2 separate regions of the Homo sapiens genome follow, and region 1 is linked to region 2. A link is a loop called in an ENCODE intact Hi-C map of the cell type or tissue named here. Cell type or tissue: HepG2. All regions are shown on one strand. Each heading gives the region's core, and the rest is flanking DNA. Links, peaks and the distances in the headings are about the cores only. Region 1 has its middle 44 kb from the start of LINC01186. Region 2 has its middle 130 kb from the start of LINC01186.

The links. A loop is a pair of places that touch in the nucleus more often than their neighbours do. Peaks named below come from ENCODE experiments on the same cell type or tissue, not always from the same donor. Only the 100,000 strongest peaks of a DNase experiment are listed, where the experiment ranks them.
Region 1: a loop joins it to region 2, with 34 times the contacts of the local background. A loop is called at or near these places in 1 of 110 quality-filtered maps.

What each region holds. Positions count from the first base shown.
Region 1 is chrX:46,281,943-46,284,872 of GRCh38, reverse strand. No RefSeq gene overlaps it. Among named protein-coding and RNA genes, the nearest start is that of LINC01186, 44 kb to the left of the region's middle. In HepG2, for the core only: no CTCF peak of the experiment used is centred there; no DNase peak of the experiment used is centred there.
Region 2 is chrX:46,197,550-46,200,479 of GRCh38, reverse strand. No RefSeq gene overlaps it. Among named protein-coding and RNA genes, the nearest start is that of LINC01186, 130 kb to the left of the region's middle. In HepG2, for the core only: no CTCF peak of the experiment used is centred there; a DNase peak (open chromatin) is centred at 1,459.

The DNA.
Region 1 (2,930 bases), core at 336-2,835, 84 kb before region 2:
AGACTTTAGAACTTACTTTCCAAGATGAATATGTTATACTGCTTCCCTGTATGCTAAAATAGGAGCACAGTCTTGGTCATAAAATGTTGTTTTTGAAGTGCATGGTAGCATAAATTATTTTTGGACCATCTTTTCCTTCTTACACTCATTGCCCTTGTGAATACATTTCTGAAATATTTATTTGATTCATGCCTTCCTACTGCATTTTAAGCTCAGTGACGTTGGACTCTGTCTTTTTGTCCACCTCTGCTTTCCAAATTCCAGCACAGTTAGTTACTGTACAGAGTGAGCATTAAGGAGCTTTTGTTGATTGTATAAATGATCTGTTCCTCTACTTCTCTTTGTTAATGAGGAAAAGACAAGTTGCTGAGGAATCTAAGACAATTTTAATTATCTGGTTTCTATAACTATGGTACCCTGTCCTGACAGCTCTTAGCACTTGTAATATCTAATTATTCAGGAGGCAACATTTGTTAGCTGCCTTATTTTAAGCACAATATCAACTCTTAGATGGGAATTATATTTTCATATTCATAGGGTTCATAAATGTACCTTTTGAAGTTTTCATGGGGGTGGTATTTTAAATGTACTTTTAAAAAGCTGCACTCAGAGGAACTAATTTGATTTTTTTTTTTTTTTTGGCTGACAAGATTTTCCTAGGTATGGCTGAGATGCTAACAAATGTACCTTTCCAGTAGTAATGTATGCATATCATAGAGTGCTCTACTTGAAGATGACTCTGTATCTTCCCTTGGAACCTTAGGAAGGAGCGCTACATTTGATCTTTCTACACTCTGCAGCTGTGGAACCTATAACATGTTTTGCTGCCATTCATTCATAGTATGCAAGATGAGTTTTATATAGTACCTAGGAAAGTGCCTGGTACATAGTAGGCACTCAATAAATGCTGGTTGGCTGACTGATTGAATGAATAAATGCATGAATCTATGGTTTGAGTCAACTTGATATGATTTAAAGAAACAGAAATGCTTCCTCTCTGCCTGCAAATGACAAAACTCCCATATGCATCCATTTTGGGGGGTTAAAGCTTTAGAAGGCAGTTAGAGTGCAACTATACCAAATGAGTTCCTTTTTTTTGAGACAGGAGTCTGGCTCTGTCGCCCAGGCTGGAGTGCAGTGGCGCGATCTCGGCTCACTGCAAGCTCCGCCTCCCGGGTTCACGCCATTCTCCTGCCTCAGCCTCCCGAGTAGCTGGGACTACAGGCGCCCGCCACCACGCCCAGCTAATTTTTTGTATTTTTAGTAGAGACGGGGTTTCACCGTGTTAGCCAGGATGGTCTCGATCTCCTGACCTCGTGATCTGCCCGCCTTGGCCTCCCAAAGTGCTGGGATTACAGGCGTGAGCCACCGCGCCCAGCCACCAAATGAGTTTCTAACCCACTACCTTGAATTAGTATTCCAGACTTAGAGCTTTACAAGCTCTAGATGAAACGAAAGATTTAAGAAGATGAAATATAGGACCAGGCCCATTTCGATAAGAAGTAGGGGATGTGGGATGTGCAAAGAGATATGTCCAGGATAGGAAATCAGATGGACAGGATGAGGGGCCTGTAGAGGCACCAAAAGCCACATTTTTGGCTCCCCATTTACCATCTGAGTCCACTAGGACTGCTATGTGCAGTGAGCAGAGCAGGGCTGCAGCCCAAAGAGACAGGTGGCTGTCCATGACTTTAGAGTATTTTTTATTTGGACTGTCATGTGTATGTCTCTGGTAAATGTGGTATGAAATGCTTGACAGTTCCAGCTCTCCCAGCCCTAGCAGAGTGAGCTAAACATTTGCTGTGTCAGCCAACCTCCAAGGAGGACTGTAATGATCCTTGCCTCTTGACATTCAAGTCCTTGTGTAGATCCTTCCTATACTGAATAAGACGTTGCAGATGTGTGACCTCTGAGGTTAGATCATAAAAGACAGCCTAGCTACCACCTTGGGCTCTTGGACAGTTTGCTCTGGAAGAAGCTAGTAACCTTGTCATGGGGACACATACACAGCCCTGTAGAGAGGACCATATGGAGAGAGGAACTAAGGCCTCCCACCAACAGTCAGCACCAACCTCCTAGGCGTGTGAGTGAGCCACCTTGGAAGCAGATGCTCCAGCCCTAGTTGAGCCTTTATTTGACTGCAGCCCTGGCTGGTATCTTGAGTACAACCTCATGAGAAACCAGAACTGGAACCATTGAGCCAAGCTGTCCCCAGATTCTTGATGCCTGGAAACTGTGGAAGATATTAAATGTTTATTGTTGTTTTAAGCCACTAAGTCTGCAGTGATCCTTTTTTACACAGCATTAGAGACTAATTCATTTTCTTTGTCTTGAAGTCTGTGATCATAATTGCTATTACGCCATTTTGTTAAGCAGGTATCAGGTCTTCTAGACCTCTTTAAAGGTGGTGATTTTTTTCTTCTTTTTTCTGGTTTCACGTAAGAACTCAAGAATGTGAGAATATAGAGCAAAAACTAGAGTCAGGCAGACATACACTTGAATCTTGGTTTGGCCACCTGTGTGACTTTGAACAAGTTACTTAACTCATAAATTTATTATGAGCATTAAAAGAACAAATGCATTTCAAGTGCTTAAGATAGCGTATGACTTATAGTAAGAACTCAAGAAATGCTATTATAGTTATTACCTTTATATAAAAAAGATGCCTCTAAGGGCCTTGCCTTATGGGCAGCAACCACTAGCCAATACTCTAAAGTAACTGAAGTGTGTTCTGTGCCTAAATGGAGAATTTGATTTCTATTAGAATTATTAACTAAACTTATTAAGATATAATTTATATGCCATACAATTAATCCACTTTAAGTACACAATTCAATGATTTTTAGTAAATGTACTGAGTTGTGCAATTACTCCCACCACCCACTTTTAGAATATTTTCATTGCCCTGAAAGGAAATCTTGTGCCCATTT
Region 2 (2,930 bases), core at 335-2,834:
GTTTGCAATTGTTTTAAATTGAAATTTTTGAGTAATGGAGGGCTGTCCATTTCCATCTGCTATTTATGTATTTAATTGTTTCTGTCAACATAGATTCGTGGATATTTATTTTATTGTGTGGGTTATTATCCAACACTACCATTATTCATTTCATTTCTCAGACTGTTCCATCTTTGGCTATTAGGAGCTTCTTTGGGTTGGCTCCTGTGTTCTTTTGACAAACCCTTATCCTTTTCTAAGCATATTCTTATTTTTTGGTACCACAAAATGTTCCACGCTCACCTGGTAGTTTTCTTGCCCCTGCCCTGGAATCAACTGCTTCTCCAAGGAACTCTGCTCCTTTTACTGAAGAATGATGTTTCAGAAAACAGGACCTGGACAGTAATTGCGGTAAATACTATAAATACAGTATGCGGTGAATGCGGTAAATACTGGGGTATCACTGCTTCTATGATCTCTCGGTAGATAGAGCTAGAAAATATATGTGTGTATACTAACCCATGTGTGTGCACATATATGGATTTATTTATGTATCTAGCTATCTGTATGTGTATGTTAAAAACCATGAGTTCCTTCTGATACCTACCTCCAATTCCAATCCAACACCACAAGGTTCATTCTAACACTTTCCTTATTTGGAACTCTGACATTGAGAAAAGTGACCCCCATTACCTAAAATATACTTACTTTTTTGTTCAACCCTAGACTTTATATAAAATAATTTCAGAATTACCAACCCATATGTCCGTGATAACCAGGTTTACTAACTAGAGTACAATACTTGTATGTAGCTCTTTTTGTCTTTAGCCTTATGGTATCCAGTCAAAATACTAATTCTGAGGATACTTAGATTAGGACTTTTCTTCTCTATCTCCTTCAGTGTGGTTATGTTATTCTTTTGTAACACAGTTTGGTTCATTTATTATCATGTGTATTCCATTTTGGGTTGCCCTCACATCTTGGTTTATTTCAGTTATTTATTGGGGGGAATATATGTAAAACATGTTTCTAAGAGTCAAAGCTATTAAAAAAAAAGAGTAATCAGAGAAGCATAGCTTTCTGTTCATCTCTTCTAAGCCATTCCCACTTGCATTTTCTTTCCCTCCTTTTGCTGACCATCTCTTGCAGAAAACAAAAGTCTTTAGTTTCTGGTTTATCCTTCCTAGATTTCTTTTGGATAAAGGAGCAGATACGTTTATATTTTATTATATCCTCTATTATAAAAGATAGAGCATATTATAGATATTCTTTTGCACTTTGATATTTCCACTGTAAATCAGTTCAGAGATCTTAGTCATTCTTTTCTTGTTTTTTGTTTGTTTTAAACAGCTACATAGCACTCCACTGTGTGGCTACACCATAGTTTATTCAACTGCTCTCCCATGTATGGGCATTTACGATGTTTCCAGTATTTTGCAATTACAAACAATGATACAATGAATAACCTAGTGTGTATATATTTTTGTATTGCTACATTCAGACTTCAGACTAGATTTCTAGTCTTGAAATTGATGGGTCAAATGGTAAGTGCATAAGTACTTTAGTTAGGTATTGCTAAATTTCTCTTTAGAAGGACTATACTAATTTGTATTCCAGCAATCTGAGAGTGCCTGCATTCCCTTAGGAATGAATGTGGTACTATACTTTTAAATTTGCAATGCTCTAATTATGAGTGAATTTGAATATTTTTATGTGTTTGAGAGCCATGTATACATACCCACACACACACACACACACACACACACACATACACACACATATATACACAGTGGTAGTTGCTATTGTTATTAATTGTATACTCTTTTTTTTTTTTACTATTTTTCTATTTTTTTCTCCCATGATTTAAAAAAATATTATTATTATTATTATTATTGAGACAGAGTCTCACTCTGTTGCCCAGGCTGGTGTGCAGTGGTGTGATCTAGGCTCACTGCAACCTTCACTTCCCAGATTCAAGTGATTCTCCTGCCTCAGTCTCTCAAGTAGCTGGGACTATAGGCGTGCACCACCATGCCTGGCTAATTTTTTTTTTTTTTTTTTGAGACGGAGTCTCGCTCTGTCGCCCAGGCTGGAGTGCAGTGGTGTAATATCGGGTCACTACAATCTCCACCTCCTGGGTTCACGCTATTCTTCTGCCTCAGCCTCCCGAGTAGCTGGGACTACAGGCGCCCGCCACCACGCCCGGCTAATATTTTTGTATTTTTAGTACAGACGGGGTTTCACTGTGTTAGCCAGGATGGTCTTCATCTCCTGACCTCGTGATCTGCCCACCTCGGCCTCCTAAAGTGCTGGGATTACAGGTGTGAGCCACTATGCCCGGCCAAAAATTATTTTTATTAGTTTATTTTCAAATTTCATTTTTAATTGACATAATGTAGATATTAATGATGCACTGTATATTTTGAAATTCTCCCTCAATTTTTAGTAATTTTTATATTAAAGATATTAGTCTTTGTGGCATATATTGTGAATGTTTCTCTCAGTTTGTCAGTTGTCTTTCGACTTTGTGAACTTTTTGACATGCAAAAACATTTTAGTATCATGTACTCAGATTTATTGATCTTTTCTTTTACTGACTCTTCATTCTGAGTCATAGTTAGAAAGCTTTTTCCTATACCAAGGATAAACATTTATGTTTCCTTATAGTACTTATATGACGCTGCATTTTTATATGTAGAGTCTCGATCCATTGGAGTTTATTTTTGTGGATGGTATTTATGGTATGATGAATGTTTCTGTTTGTCTTTTTCAAAATGGCTACTCCATTTTCTAAGCACCATTTATTAAAACGTCCATCTTTACCCTAGTGATTTGCAAGGCCAGACCTTTAACATGTACTAAATTTTAACATATAATTGGGTCTATTTATGGACAGAAAGTGTATTTTATTTCACTGATCTATTTGTCTATTCATATGCCAGCACCACATT